Regions from separate parts of the Homo sapiens genome. Here region 2 is linked to region 1. Evidence: read pairs that join two places in POLR2A ChIA-PET (ENCODE). Cell type or tissue: MCF 10A. All regions are shown on one strand. Each heading gives the region's core, and the rest is flanking DNA. Links, peaks and the distances in the headings are about the cores only.

What was found. Peaks named below come from ENCODE experiments on the same cell type or tissue, not always from the same donor. Only the 100,000 strongest peaks of a DNase experiment are listed, where the experiment ranks them.
Region 2: POLR2A ChIA-PET joins it to region 1 with 6 read pairs; 4 of 35 experiments call an interaction of 5 or more read pairs at or near these places.

What each region holds. Positions count from the first base shown.
Region 1 is chr2:172,256,580-172,264,912 of GRCh38, forward strand. The region is part of intron 1 of LOC107985960 (a long non-coding RNA gene); the gene reads left to right. Among named protein-coding and RNA genes, the nearest start is that of DLX2-DT, 160 kb to the left of the region's middle. In MCF 10A, for the core only: no CTCF peak of the experiment used is centred there; a DNase peak (open chromatin) is centred at 4,912.
Region 2 is chr2:172,192,020-172,200,352 of GRCh38, forward strand. No RefSeq gene overlaps it. Among named protein-coding and RNA genes, the nearest start is that of DLX2-DT, 93 kb to the left of the region's middle. In MCF 10A, for the core only: no CTCF peak of the experiment used is centred there; DNase peaks (open chromatin) are centred at 4,002 and 4,992.

The sequences.
Region 1 (8,333 bases), core at 181-8,180:
TCAAAACAAAATTTTTTTTTAAATGGTAATTGCACTCTCATTTACGTCAGTCCTAAAATAGTGCTTAAATAGTACCTTTCTATGTTCTGGCCACTGTGCATGCACAATCTTATTAACTCTGCAAATAGCCCTATGGAGTGAGTATCACTATTACCACCCCATACTAGAGACGGAGAAACTGAGGCTTAAAGAGGTTAAGAAAGCCAGATCTGCCTATTTGGGAACAAAAATTTCTAACTGGTTGTTCCATAAGCCAGATAATTATGTCAATGAGATAAATTACTGCAAGGGTCTGGATTTGCCACACGTCAGATTAACCCCCTGAATCATCAGTTATGTATAGTAAAAAGTGTGTGTAAAAAAGTGAAGGATAAATGGGGTGGGAGGAATGGAAATCTGGTAGACCTTATAAAATACAACTGTACTGGAAAAGCTGCTTCTCCAAGTGACTTGCTTTTCCCGGGGCACAGATTGGCTCAAAGAGGGTGGAGGCAGCTGGCAGCTTCTCTTGGCAGACCAACAGGGCTGGCTGTGGGGAGGCCCCTGGGAAGAGCAAATCCCTGTCTGCTGGGAATGTTGGTTTTGTAATTAAATTAAGGGTAAGGGAAACTATACTGAAAATTCTGCTTGGTGGCTCAGAATTTGAACTTCACTGCTTCTGTTTGTTGTTGCTGTAGCTAGTATAATAAAAATTCAGAATTTTTCTTTTCTCTCTTTTTTTTTGAGACTGGAGTCTCGCTCTGTCGCCCAGGCTGGAGTGCAGTGGCGCGATCTTGGCTCACTGCAAGCTCTGCCTCCCGGGTTCACGCCATTCTCCTGCCTCAGCCTCCCGAGTAGCAGGGACTACAGGCACCTGCCACCATGCCCAGCTAATTTCTTTTTGTATTTTTAGTGGAGATGGGGTTTCACCATGTTAGCCAGGATGGTCTTGATCTCCTGACCTCGTGATCCGCCCGCCTCGGCCTCCCAAAGTGTCTTTTTTCTTTTTAAGGACAGTTATGAGGTAGAAATTCAAAAAAGTCCATATAAGCTGGGCATGGTGGCTTACGCCTGTGGTCCCAGCACTTTGAGAGGCCAAGGTGGGTGGATCACTTGAGGTCAGGAGTTCGAGACCAGCCTGGCCAACATGGTGAAACCCTGTCACTACTAAAAATACAAAAACTAGCCAGGCATGGTGGTATGTGCCTGCAATCCCAGCTACTCTGGAGGCTGAGGCAAGAGAATCACTTGAACCCAGGAGGTGGAGGTTGCAGTGAGCCGAGATCACGCCACTGCACTCCAGCCTGGGCAACAGAGCGAGACTGCATCTTAGAAAAACAAACAAACAAACAAACAAAAACTAAAGAAGTCTACATTTGCTTTAACTCTCTCCCCCACCTTCCACAATTATACACAAGAGTTAGTTGTAGACATGCTAAAACTTTACCCCTTCAGCATATATCTCCTAAAAGCAAGTCATTTTCCTGTCATCTCTTACAATATAACATTGATGATTGATAGAATGCCGTTATCCAATATATGGCACACATTGAAATTTCCCAGTTGTCCCAATAATGTTTTTTATAGAATTTTAAAACAATTTCTGATCCAGGATCCAATCAAGGTCATGCATTGCAGTTATTTTTAGGTCTCTTTAGCTTCCTTTAATCTGGAACATTTCTTGACATTTTTTTTTCATTCTTGATGTCACTGACGTTTTTGAAGTGTCCAAGTGAGTTGCTTTATAGCATGTCTCTCAATTTGGATTCAACAGACTGTTTTCTTTTTTTGAGACAGAGTCTCGCTCTGTCGCCCAGGCTGGAGTGCAGTGGCGCAATCTCCACTCACTGCAAGCTCCACCCCTCCGGGTTCACGCCATTCTCCTGCCTCAGCCTCCCGAGTAGGTGGGACTACAGGGGCCCACCACCATGCCTGGCTAATTTTTTTGTATTTTTAGTAGAGACGGGGTTTCACTGTGTTAGCCAGAATGGTCTCGATCTCCTGATCTCGTGATCTGCCCACCTCGGCCTCCCAAAGTGCTGGGATTACAGGCGTGAGCCACCGCACCCAGCCTCAACAGACGGTTTTCTAATTTTAAATTCATGAGACTCAGTTGAGACAGTCAAGTGACCTAGCTGGCATTTTTTATATACGTGTTATTTACATGCAAATATAAATGTAGAATGATACACTATAAAATTCATGTAAGTACATGATAAGAACATTTAAATGATTTAAAAAGTACAAAGTAACAAGAGAAGTTCCTTTGTCAATGGTGACAACATTAACAGGTTTTTGTGTTCTATCCTGAAACACATTTATGTATATACCAGCCATATCCCTCTCCATGTTTAACAAAAGGAGGCGGGCAATAAAAGGCACAGACGCTGTGGTCCAGTAAAGGGCCATTCCCAGGGCGGAATGAACCTTGTAGTTTTTCCTGGCTTGATGAGCATCGCATGTGACTGCTTTCCATCCCCGTTGTGAGAAGCCTTCGTGAGCTTGTATTGAGACAGCAACCTTTTGCTGACTAATACCAACCAAGGGCAGTATACTTGATATTACCTAGTCAAATATAACCCTTATGGGGTTGATTGGAGAAAACTGGTGGTCAATTAACTCTGAGAAGCATTTAACGAAGTACAAGATTATAAGCTGAACTCAGGAATGGCAGCCTTTGCTAAAAGTAAGGGTTAGGATGGTTTCCTTTTTTTTTTTTTTTCCAAAAAAACCTCAGGCTCTCTTTAAAAATATGATAAAATTCATGACATAAAATTTACCATCAGAGACATTTAGTACATTCTCAATGGTGTGCAACCATCAGTGTGATCTAGTTCCAAAATATTTTCATCGCCCCAAAAGGAAACCTTGTATCTGTTAGCAGTCACTCTGATTTCTCTCTCCCGTCAGTCCTTGTTAACCAGGAATCTGCTTCTATCTCTATGGATTTGCCAATTTGGCATTTCACAGAATCATACAATATGTGGCCTTCTGTGACTTGAAAACACATAATGTTTTCAAGCTTCATCTATGTTGTTGCGTGTATCAGCACTTCATTCCTTTTCCTGGCTGAATAGTGTGGCTAAATGTGGCATGGATAACCACCTTGTAAAATCCATTCATCAGTCGATGGCCTATTTCTAAATATTGCTGTAAACCTTGGATTGAAGGGAGCCTCCTGCATAGGAGTTTTAAAATCACAAAATCATGAACTGTCAACAGTCTCCTTAGGTCAGCAGTTAAGTATGCCAAAAAATAAATTGTTTAAAAATCATCAGGTCCCTGCTACTAACAGCCGATAGTGCTCTGAAAGGTAAAAGGCAGAAGGACTTGTCCAGAATGTAGAGGCTTTAGGATCTGTGACAATAGTGATCTGTCTTCTTACACCACTAACCTCCTCTGCAGCCCCTCTTGGGTGATAGGCCCTGAGACATCCAAGCTGCTGAAATAATCCCGAGTCTTGAGTCAGATGGAGCAGAATGGTCGCTCCTCACAGGGCAGCTTAGGGAAGGGGCAGCCACAGGCACCTCAGGTGATGCTGGTTCCCTCGTTACTGCAGATATGTGCTTCCCTTTTCTGTGTATCATTAGAAAAAAACCCAGAAAACATCCTCATCTTTGAACAAAAGATTTAAGAATTTCTCTTGTGAATAAGATATTGCTGGCTGCTTACTTCAACCTAGATCTTTACTGTGGTTGTGTGTGTCTAGAATCATCTAGACAGGGATTAGCAAGAAACTCTTTAAGAATTCATGTGCTGGCTAATGATGGAAAATCCCGGGATTTAAAAGGAGCAGGGGAAAAACCGCCTGACTTGCTTTCTAGACAGATGCAAAATCTTCACCTTCCCTAAACGTCTTGAGTCCCATCGTGGGGCAGGGAGTGAAGGAAGGCCAAGCCCTAAGAGCAGGAAGATATGTCAAATTGCTGAGACCTTGGTGGCCCTGAGCATTGTTTAAGAGAAGAAGCCTGACAAAGAATAATCGATTGCCCCCTCTTCCTCCCCAGCTTGTCTCAGCTTTTCCATACTTAGCATTTTAAAGACTTGAACAAGAAAGGAGAGCCTGCAGGGAGCCGAAATCAGTGTAGCTGGCCTTTCATATCCTCAGGTTCTGCATCCCTGGATTCAACTAACCGAGGATTGAAAATATTCGAAAAAGAGAATTGTGTCTGTATTGAACTGTACAGACTTTTTTCCTTGTCATTATTTCCCAAACAATATACTACAACTATTTACAGAGCATTGACATTGTAATAGGTATTATAAGTAATCTAGAGATGATTTAAAGTATACAAGAGGATGTCTGTAGGTTATATGCAAATATTACACCATTTTATAGAGGGAACTTGAGCATCCTTGAATTTTGGTGTCTGAGGTTGCGGGTCCAGGAAACAATCAGACAGTGAGGGAGGACTGTCTAGGCAACAAGAAAAAGGGCATCCTGAAAGGGGGCCTAAGGCCCGCTTTCTGTACTTTTGATGGTGTAAATCTGATGCTCTGGAGAGATTGTTTTTTGTTTCCCCAGCCAACTGTGCCCTCCTCACCCATGTCCTTTTCTCTCTTTTGTCATTTATCCACCCATTCTTTTCTTTTCAAGTCCTTCTCAAAATCCTGACAGTTACATCCCTCCTTGGCTAAGACATTCACTAGCAGGTGGGGCTTTCTTCCTTCTCCATGGACCACAGCTGCCCATGACCAATACATCAAGTTCTGTATCCGTTGTCTTTCCAAAGCCTCTAGGTCAAGGCCAGCTAGTGCAGAAGGAGGAAAATACTTTCTGGTTACCTGTCTTTAGCTTTAAAGGTTCTGGAATATTAAAAACAATCAGCACAGGCTTTTCTACAGCATGTTTTTGAGACCCACTTGAGAATTTGGGTGGGGTTCGAAGAAACCAAATGTCTGGCCTATCCCAGGGGATATTAGTCACCCAAATGATGTTTCAGGATATAAAAACATATTAGACAAGTTCATACATGGGAGTAAGTGTCAGAATGGCCACTCCTTGTTGAAGCTTGAGGTTTTAAAATTCTGATCTACTTTCTCAAAGAGTTTGTTTGTTTTAAAACTAAAAAGGCCAATGGAGAATAATTCTGGGAACTTTTTGAACATAATTTTTTTACTAAGGTGTAATAACAATTGAGAAAAAGGGAAGGGGAGTGCAAGAAAGAGGTAGGCATGTCAAATATAGGTATAGACCCCAAACATCATCTCTGCATTAACTTGTGTACCATCTGCAGTTGGATGGCTGGGTTGGACTCTGGTCTTTGTATGTCAGGAGAGACTGAGAAAAATTTTAGAGAAAGACAAGCCTGGAGCCAAAGGGGCCATGGGGCTTTGGTATATACAAAAGGGGTTGCATTAGTATAATCTCAAGTTCTGAAAAGTTGGGCCGCTTCACAGAGTAAATTGCTGGACTTATTAAAGGCTATGAAGCAAATCAGTTACCCCAAAGGCCCTGGAAAAGTTGACAGGCTCCTAGTCACCAAATTCAGGAAGACTCAAGCAAGAAAGTCCTTGAGTCCTGATGGGACTAGATTCAGCCAATTAGAAAAAAAGTTTCTGTGTATAGAGACTGCTCAAATGTAAACAAAAAGATCCCAAATAATTGTGCAGGTTGGACAAGGAGACATTCTAAAAGAAAAAGTGGCTTTTATTTAAAAAAAAAAAAAAGGAATAAAGCTTATATTCTTCCAAGTCAGCATTGAGAGATGATTCCAGCAGCTAATGTTCCCATTCCTCTGGAGTTGTACCATCCATTATGGAAGCCATTAGCCATACGTAGTTACTGAGCACTCCAAATTGATGTGCATTGCGAGTATAATATACACACTGGATTTCAAAGACTTACCATGAAAAAAAGAATGTAAAATGTCTCATCAATAATTTTTTCATGTGGATTTGTTAAAGTAACATTTTAGAAATATTGGGTTAAAACTATACTAAGATTAATTTCACCCCTTAAGTTATTTTAACATGGCTACTTACATGTAAAACTTACTTATGTGGCTTATGTTATATTCTTATTGAACAGCATTGCTTTAGAGTCCTTTGTTAATAAACACTCATAGTCATGCTTAAGGGGAATGCTTCTCCTTTGTTAACATCAACACAAGCATGTGTAGTATGGGCCTACAGCGTGTCTAGAATGCCTGAAAGTTGATTTACTGAAGGTCAGGGTCATGCCACTAGGGCAGAAACACAGAGGGTCTTGTTGATGAAAGCGATGGATTTTAACCTTTCTGGAGCTGCTTTAATTATGACCCAGCTCCCCTCACTTGCAGGGTTCTAGAAGTAGTAGGTATCTAATAGTAGCATTGGGTTCTATCATTTACAGCACGTAGAACAGAGTCCATAGTAGACACTTTATAAGCACTCACTGTTACACTTTTCTCTGTAAAAATTAAACTCTATATAAATGGGTTTCCCTGACACTAATAGAATTCTCCATGAGTGTTTTTGCCCCAGTTTTTAAATGTAGGGAACAATGGCCCCTACTTTGCCTATCTATAAGCTGTCAGGGCCTGCTATTGACTGGGTCTGGTGCTTGAACCAATGCTGGAATGCAGATGCTCTTTCTAGGGAGTAAGGTTTGGACACAGTCTGTGGTTCCCTATGCCACTCGCTGGGTGGCTAGGATTGATCTTATTTCTGGGGCACCTACTTAAGCATTTGATGTAGTCTCCTTGTCTTACTTCCCTCATGTCCTCTCTGAGACCCTTGTCCTTTTTTGCTCTGGACATCTTGGGTCATGGTGTTCATCATGCTTTGGATCCCCCTTTAGCTGAAATGCCACCCCACCAATCACATGGCCCCTGCTCAATAAATGTGGCCACGTCCAATGGCAATTAATTTAAAATAATACAGAAATTTGGTTTTTAGCCAGCTATTAGCAACTAGGTACTGTGGATCTCAACCGTTCAGCTACTATTAAGATCATCCAGATCAGTGGCTCTGAATGAGAGAGAAACTTTGTAATGACGTGGGTGCATCTTCAAAGGACCCATTCTTAGAAAACCTGGGACCCATTCTTAGAAATCCTGATTTCATGGGTCTGGGATGCTACCTTGGGATCTGTACTTTTAAAAAGATCCCAAAGGCCGGGTGTGGTGCCTCATACATATAATCCCAGCACTTTGGGAATCTAAAGTGGGAGGATTACTTGAGCCCAGGAGTTCAAGACTAGCCTGGGAAACATGATGAAACCGTGTCTCTGCTAAAAATACAAAAAATTAGCTGGGTGTGGTATTGCATCCCTGTAGTCCCAGCTACTCGGGAGGCTGAGGTAGGAGGATCACTTGAGCCTGGGAAGCAAAGGTTGCAGTGAGCTGAGATAGCATCACTGCATACCAGCATGGGTGACAGATGTGACCATATCTCAACAACAACAACAACAACAAAAATCTCCCAATATGACTCAGGTGAATGCACTTGATTAAGAATTACAAGTGAGATAACAATGGGAATACATATTTTCTATCATTTTGGGTGTTTAAAATAATTTTTGGTGTGAAGATTAGATGGCTAATATTTTAGTTCAAACTTCATAGCATAACCATTTGTAGATTTTATAAATTAGCATACTCCCTGGCACATAGCAAGCAATAACTAAAAGATTGCTGAATTGATGACTGTCTTAGTCCATTTGCACTGCTGTAACAAAATGCCTGAGACTGGGCAATTTATAAAGAACAGAAATTTATTTCTCACATTTCTGGAGACTGGGAAGTCCGAGATCAGAACAGCAATGAATTTGGTGTCTGGTGAGGATCTTCTTACTGAGTCCTCCCGTAGTAGAAGAGTGGAAGAGCAAAAAGTGGCCTAAGCTAGTTCCATTCAACCCTTTATAAGGCACTAATCCATTCATGAGCCCTCACTGAAGCGGCATCATTGTCTGGGGTAAATACCTGTGGTTCATCGTCTCGTGCAGAGAAGGTTAACAACATGGACATACACACATGGAGTGAGTTAAAGAGTAGAAAGTTTAATAGGCAGAAGAAAGGAGAGAGGAGACTAGCTTTCTTGTGAAAGAGAGCCGTCTGATAGGGAAACATGGCAGACTGCAGCAGATATTATAGGCAAGGTTGAGATGCAGTGTCTGATTTACGTAGGGCCCACAGATTGGTTCAACCCGGTGTCACGTTTATTTATTATTATTTTTTAAAATTATACTTGAAGTTCTAGGGTACATATGCACAATGTGCAGGTTTGTTACATAGGTATACATGTGCCATGTTGGTTTGCTGCATCCATCAACTCATCATTTACATTAGGTATTTCTCCTAACGCTCTCCCTCCCCCAACCCCCTACTCCCCAACAGGCCCTGGTGTGTGATGTTCCCCTTCCTGTGTCCAAG
Region 2 (8,333 bases), core at 70-8,069, 65 kb before region 1:
ATCTTCCATCACTGATACCCTTTCTTCCAGTTGATCGCATTGGCTCCTGAGGCTTCTGCATTCTTCACGTAGTTCTCGAGCCTTGGCTTTCAGCTCCATCAGCTCCTTTAAGCACTTCTCTGTATTGGTTATTCTAGTTATACATTCGTCTAAATTTTTTTCAAAGTTTTTAACTGCTTTGCCTTTGGTTTGAATTTCCTCCTGTAGCTCGGAGTAGTTTGATCGTCTGAAGCCTTCTTCTCTCAACTCATCAAAGTCATTTTCCGTCCAGCTTTGTTCCGTTGCTGGTGAGGAACTGTGTTCCTTTGGAGGAGGAGAGGCGCTCTGCTTTTTAGAGTTTCCAGTCTTTCCGCTCTGTTTTTTCCTCATCTTTGTGGTTTTATCTACTTTTGGTCTTTCATGATGGTGATGTAAAGATGGGTTTTTGGTGTGGATGTCCTTTCTGTTTGTTAGTTTTCCTTCTAACAGACACGACCCTCAGCTGCAGGTCTGTTGGAGTTTGCTAGAGGTCCACTCCAGACCCTGTTTGCCTGGATATCAGCAGCGGTGGCTGCAGAACAGTGGATTTTCGTGAACCGTGAATGCTGCTGTCTGATCATTCCTCTGGAAGTTTTGTCTCAGAGGAGTACCCGGCCGTGTGAGGTGTCAGTCTGCCCCTACTGGGGGGTGCCTCCCAGTTAGGCTGCTTGGGGGTTAGGGGTCAGGGACCCACTTGAGGAGGCAGTCTGCCCGTTCTCAGATCTCCAGCTACATGCTGGGAGAACCACTGCTCTCTTCAAAGCTGTCAGACAGGGACATTTAAGTCTGCAGGGTTACTGCTGTCTTTTTGTTTGTCTGTGCCCTGCCCCCAGAGGTGGAGCCTACAGAGGCAGGCAGGCCTCCTTGAGCTGTGGTGGGCTCCACCCAGTTTGAGCTTCCCAGCTGCTTTGTTTACCTAAGCAAGCCTGGGCAATGGCGGGCGCTCCTCCCCCAGCCTCGCTGCCGCCTTGCAGTTTGATCTCAGTCTGCTGTGCTAGCAATAGCGAGACTCCGTGGGCGTAGGACCCTCCGAGCCATGTGCAGGATATAATCTCCTGGTGCGCCGTTTTTTAAGCCCGTCGGAAAAGCGCAGTATTAGGGTGGGAATGACCCGACTTTCCAGGTGCCATGTGTCACTGCTTTCTTTGACTAGGAAAGGGAACTCCCTGACCCCTTGTGCTTCCCGAGTGAGGCAATGCCTCGCCCTGCTTTGGCTTGCACACAGTGCGCTGCACCCACTGTCCTGCGCCCACTGTCTGGCACTCCCTAGTGAGATGAACCCGGTACCTCAGATGGAAATGCAGAAATCACCCATCTTCTGTGTCGCTCACACTGGGAGCTGTAGACCGGAGCTATTCCTATTCGGCCATCTTGGCTGCCTAACTCTTTTGTCACTTTAAATATGTCATCCCACTGCCTTCTGGCCTCCATGATTTCTGATGAGAAATCAGCTGTTAATCTTATTGCAGATCCATTGTAGATGATGTGTGGCTTTTCCTCCTTTCAGAATTCTCTTTGTCTTTTGAAAATTTGGTGATAATGTGTCTAGGTGCAGGTCTCTTTGAATTTATTCTACTTGAATTTTGTGAAGCTTCTTGAATGCGTAGGTTAATGTTTTTCATAAAATTTAGACATTTTAGCTATTATTTTATCAAATATTCTTTCCATCTCTTTCTTCCCTCTTCTGAGACTTCCAGTGGGTGCATATTGGTATACTTGATGGTGCTCCACATGTCCCTGAAGTTCTGTTCATTTTTGTTGTTCTTTCTGTTCCTCAAATTGTATAATCTTAATTGACTTATCTTCAAGTTTACTATTCTTTCTTCTGCCTGACCAAATCTGATGTTAAGTCCCTCTAATGAATTTTTTATTTCAGTTATTGTACTTTTTAACTCTAGAATTTCTAGTTTTTTTGTTTGTTTGTTTTTACTATTTCTAGCTCGCTCTCTCTCTTTTTTTATTTTTATTTTTTGGATGGAGTGTCACTCTGTCACCCAGGCTGGAGTGCAGTGGTGCAATCTTGGCCGAGTTCACTCCAGCCTGAGTGACAGAGTGAGACTCCATCTCAAAAAAAAATGGAAAAGAAAAGAAAAGAAAGAAAATGGTTAAACCTCAGTAACAACAGCAAGCTTTGTGGCATTTTAACTTGCCTTAGTCTCATTCCTCTATCCCCATACTCATGGTTGCTCTGAAAACTAATAGCCACACACTGCAACCTCCACCTTTCAGGTTCAAGCAATTTTCCTGCCTGATTTCTAGCTCTTTATTGATCATTCTTATATTTTTCTTTAGACATGGTTTCCTGTAGTTCCTTGCATACATTTAAAATAGTTGATGTAATGTCTTTTTCTATTAATAGTAAATCTAATGTATCAACTTCCTTCCAAGGTCAGACAGAGGTAAGAACTTAAGGTCTTTTGGGGTCTTTCCTGGGCATTTACATGGTACTGGGTATGCGCACATCCCTATGCATTCATGTAATCTTCTAGTTTCCCGAGAATATTTGGAGCTTTTCAAACCACCAATGGGTGTCTCATTTGCCAGCTTTTCCTTTTAATTTTTTTGGCTCATGTATTATTTGTTTGTTTGCCCCAACTGTTATCACTGCCTCAGACAGCTGTGATCTTAAACAATTGCTACTACTTTTGACAAATGTCCCAGGGAAAAGGCTATTTGCACTGAGATCTGAGACTGGTCAAAGATAAAAACTGTGAGTGGGTTTTTCCAGATAACTTCCAGGGAGGTAAAATAATGACAGTTTATGTGAATTAAGATTTGGAGAAGCTCCAACCTTTTTCTGTGCCCTTTAGAGGCTGCTAGGCTACTGTTTTTCACAATAATTGTGTGGCTATTGGTTTTCAGAGCAACCACGAGTATGGGGATAGAGGAATGAGACTAAGGCAAGTCAAAATGCCACAAAGCTTGCTGTTGTTACTGAGGTTTAACCATTTTCTTTCTTTTCTTTTCCTTTTTTTTTTTATGAGATGGAGTCTCACTCTGTCGCTCAGGCTGGAATACAGTGGTGCGATCTCGGCTCACTGCAACCTCTGCCTCCTGGGTTCATACAATTCTTCTCCCTCAGCCTCCCAAGTAGCTGGGACTACAGGTGCATGCCACCACACCCGGCTAATTTTTGTATTTTTAGTAGAGATGGGGTTTCACCATATTGGCCAGGCTGGTCTTGAACTCCTGACCTCATGATCCACCCGCCTCAGCTTCCCAAAGTGCTGGGATTACAGGTGTGAGCCACCACGCCTGGCCTTAATCATTTTCTTAAATAAATACTCCCCAGATTATTGCAAGCCTTTGGTTAATTACCAGGTTCTGAAAAAGTTGGTTTTGACAATTTTTGGTGTTCTTATGGTATTTATATAGAGGGGAAGATTTCCAGAGGTCCTTGCTCTGTCATTTCTGCTGATGTTACTGCCTCCATTGCTTCTTGAAATTTGTTTGTTGACAGGAAGTCAGATAGTAATTTGATTCTTGTTAATTTTAGGTACTTTGTTTTTAGGCATTATGAACTTTTACCATAATATGTCCAGGTTGGTCCTTTCATTCAAGGACACGTGCATTTCCTCAGCTATAGGAAATTTTCTTCTATCATTTCTTTAGTGAGTTCCTCTCTTAGATTCTCTTTCTTCTGGATGTACCCTCCATGTTTTTGTCATACGTTTAATCTCTTTATCCTGTTATTTTTTCTGGAGGAGTTTCTCTACTCTACCTCTTTGCTAAGTCTATCTTATGCTGTGTCTATCTGCTGGTCAGCCCACCTGCTGGGTTTTGATGACTTTCATTTTTGAAGGTTAGTTCTTTTCTTAGTTGTAATTCATCCTCTCTGTCACAGTAAGGGTTTTCTTCAAATCTTTCCTGGTTTATGATTGTGTATTCCTTTCTGATTTGAGAGGCCCAGAAGGTGTGTCTGAGAATGCACTGCGTCTGGCAGTAGGGCAGGACATGGGGCCGGGCAGGTGAGTCAGTGGAGTCTTCTGGACAAGATGCTTCCCCTCCTTCTGGGTGAGGCCAACCACCAGAAACATTGCTCTCTTTCTCTGTGCAAACACTGGGTATGGACGCCTCTGGGGCTTGCTGTGCCTACTGTTTGGCATGCATGTGCATGTGTGTGTGTGTGCATGTGTTTGTGTTTGTGTGCATGTGTGTTTGTGTGCGTGTGAATGAGAGCACCTGCCTGACGGTCCTACTGTGATGTCCCACCAGCTCTGATCGTGGCCCAGAACCACCCTGGTCTGCACAAGCTCCCAATATCCTCTTCATCTGATTTAAGGAGTCATCCCCACTCCATGCAACTGCCTCTCCTGGATGTGATTTGTATTCATTACTCTGATTTGATCTGTCTTCTGTCTTTCAGGAATGGCTCATTATTTCTGGCTAGATGCTGCCTTTCTTTATTTACCTTCACTGTTTCCAATTCACTTATTTAAAATTATTTTCTGTCATTTCTAGTGACTTGGTGTGGGGGAGTGTGGGCTGTGGCGTGTCTTCAGTCACCCTTCTTTATTCACCCTTCTCAGGTGATTTTGTCAAAGTCATTTGAGATTTTCCTGTGGACTATGAATTCAGAGAAACTACTCATTGATAATCAGAGGAGGAGATAACTTTTGCCCCCAATATCTTTGTAAATGTTGAGAATTTCAAACCTGAAGGCAGAGAAAGCATGGCTTTGGGCCATCCACTTCACTAAAATGCAAACGTTCCTTATCCATAGTTAAGGGCTACTTTCCCTCGGAAGCTTCTCTCTTGACTGCCGACTACCTCGTTGCTGGAGAACTTCAGTGGCCTAACCTAAGACGGCCCCTTCTTGGCTGAGGGCCACTGTTTTAAAGCTTTGCAATTTTAGGGAGCGGTCTGGGTGGAGTCTTGTAACTGCACCCCGAAACATTTCCCACGCACTGGCTGCGTTGATGGCTGTTGGTGTCTGCGGTTCTCTGTTTCGGCCCGTGAAGGCAGAAGCATTGCTTGTGTTGAGAAAGCCCTGACTCACCCCGCAGCCTCTGGCTGTGGTTTGCTCACACGTGTTTCTAGACCTCTGGGGCTGGCATTTTTTGTGAATTATTTCAAGTTCATTCCTGTTCCTCGGGCTCACCTCTGTGCAAGTGCTTGCTTGCCCTGCATGCCTAAAATGGCAGAAGGACCTCAACTCCACCTGATAACTTGTCAGTGATTGTTTGTTCTAGGCTTTTCCAGCACTACTGCATTATCATCTCCATGTTTGTGCAACGTAATCATAAAGATACGTTGTACTTCTCTGGAACTTTCCCCTGAGGAACTTTTGAACATCTAAAGACGATAGTTTTGTAATCCTTGTAATTTTCCAGTCTGAGGTAAATGTTTCTTTGTTAATTTTTAAGGAAATGACTATGACTTTGATGATAGCACCCTGAGCTTTTAATTTTACCGTAAAACAGAAGAACTCTGTATCCTGAGCCTGTGTAGAAATGAGGCATATCATACTTATAGGCGTGTGGATATGTGTACAGACATCTTTCACTTAATGATATTTTGGCAAAGTTGACTACAGGCTATTTGTCATAAAACTTATTCTATTTCCTGCAATACTTTTTTATATGAAATTAAAGATATATTTTTCCAGAAGAAAAACTTCTAACAGAAAATATCCAGATTTTGTGAGGCAGGACTAAGGAGAGAGTTTAGCTCTATGGTGTCTAAAATGGTAGTTCTTGTTTTTGTTTTTATTTTTATTTTTATTTTGAGATGGCGTTTCGCTCTTGTTGCCCAGGCTGGAGTGCAGTGGCGTGATTTCAGCTTACTGCAACCTCTGTCTCCTAGATTCAAGTGATTCTCCTGCCTCAGCCTCCCACGTAGCTGGGATTACAGGCACCCACCACCATGCCCGGCCACTTTTGTATCTTTAATAGAGATGGGGTTTCACCATGTTGGTCAGGCTGGTCTTGAACTCCTGACCTCAAGTGATCTGCCCACCTCGGCCTCCCAAAGTGCTAGGATTACAGGTGTGAGCCATGGGACCAGGCCTAGAATGGTAGTTCTTAGCCATGTCTGCGCACTAGAATCACTTGGAAAACTTTCTGAAAAATACTGGTGCTTGCAATCTTTAAAGACTAGGAGCAGACCAGTGCTGCCTGGGGCTGGGGTGAGGATGGGGGCTAACTACACATTGGCACTAGGAGACTTGTTGGGGAGAAGGGAAGGTTCTACATATTCTAGATTGTGCTGCTGATTATACAACTATATATCTTAATAAAAAATCATTACACTTACAAGGGTGAATTTTATGGTATGCAAATTATATCTTAATAAAACTCTTAAAAAAGCCGGCCTAGGTGTCACTTCAGAGTAATTAAGTCAGAATCTCTAGAGGTAGAACCTTGGCAACTTTTTCAAAAGTTTCCTAAGTGCAGCCTGGGGAGGAATAACCACTGGCCTAAAACCTTGTTTGCCTCAGTAAGACAATCCTGCCCTAAGGCCAAGAACCTTCCAGACAAATACTACTTAGTAACGCAATTTGGGTTTTCTGAGTATCCCTTAGAGTAATTAAGGCTCCTAAGACTTAGATATGAAGATGGCTGATGCATCTGGCCTACAGTTCTATGGTGAAAATATAAGCAAATGACTGGATGAGTTATTGTAATTTTTTCTGGGGAAACGCCCCTCCTCACGTGCCTGGTGATTATCTGCCTAGTCAGGGCCAGGACGAGGGTAAGGCAAGTGAAACACTCACTTTAGGCACAAAATTTAAGGGGGATACCAAAAAAACTCAATAAATGAGATAAATACTATTGTAGGGCAATCAAAATTGGTAAAAAAAAAATATTGATGATGAACAGAATATCAACATATTAAATAAAGGCAGGATCCTTCTAGTCTCCCCAAGAAGGTGTGGTATCTGTCCTCTCCTCCTCAGAGTCAGGGCCACATTTAGCTGGTTCTGTAAGAAGGGCCTGATGGCTGTCTGGGCCTGAAACAGGAGGACTCACCCCCAGTCCTTGCTGCTGCTGTTGTGCCTGTGGGTGCACAGATGTCCTGTCTTTCTTCTTGTTGAAAGATAAGGCAGCCAGCTTTCTGGAGACCTGTGGGTTCCTGAAATACCACAAATGTGCACTGAGCCCTGACTGGGTAGTAAGAAACAATTCCTTACTCTCCTTTTTTCTCCCCAGGGCACGGGAGAGTAGGTGTGGTCTCCAAGGTTGTCTGTGCTTCTATTTGTATTCTGTAGGCCTCTGTCTCTCTATAAAGAATCCCTTCTTGGTATCCAAACCTGGAGCTAGAAAATAAGTCTCTAGTTCATAAATTTATGGTATCATCCAGGGGATGGATCCAGGTTTTCTGGAATGTGAAGCCTATCTCATTTTGGAGGATTTCCTTAAGAAAAATAATACAAATTTATAAATACAAAATTAAATTTAGGGCTTTGGAAGGGGCCCCTTGCAAATGAAGGGCACTTAAGCTACATTACCCTTATGGCAAAATTGTCTCTGATCTCACTTTAATATTTTATTTTCCTTATAGCATTGCAGGATTTCTTTCTGCAATTCACAGCTCCATCTGCCCAGAGGCCTTAGGAGTATGTCTCAAGTCTTGTCTTTCAATTTCCTTTTTTTGAGACAGAGTCTTGCTCTGTCGCCCAGGCTGGAGTGCAGTGGCGCAATCTCGGCTTACTGCAACCTCCGCCTCCTGGGTTCACACCATTCTCCTGCCTCAGCCTCTCCGATTAGCTAGGACTACAGGCACCTGCCACCACGCCCGGCTAATTTTTTTGTATTTTTAGTAGAGATGGGGTTTCACTGTGGTCTTGATCTCCTGACCTCATGATCCGCCCGCCTCAGCCTCCCAGACGGCTGGGATTACAAGCGTGAGCCACCACGCCCAGCTGTCTTTCAATTTCATAATTCCAAAAGCCCTAGTATTTTTTCTTTTGTGAGATAGCGAAATACTTAAGAGAATTAGTTATAGCATCGAACTGGCTGATTTTATATCCTGGCTCTGCCAAACTACTTGTATGAGTTGGGAAAATTATTTAGTCTTTTTGCCTCTATTTTGGGCTCTGATCTTACCTCATAGGGTTTTGTTGGGGAAGGACTAAATGAGATAATGTGTATGTGGGGTGAAGAACAATCCCAGACAGATAGAAGACAATAAATGTTAGGTAGTGTATCAGCCAGGATTCTTGGTTGTAAGCAACAGAAACTTACTCTGGTTTCCTTAAGTGGAAAAGGAAATTATTGGATGGATGTTAGTTCACAGAATTGGCAGGAAGTTTGGAAAAGCAGATGCTGAAAATAGGAAAGTACTAAGAGAGGCCAGGCAGCAGAAATAATCTG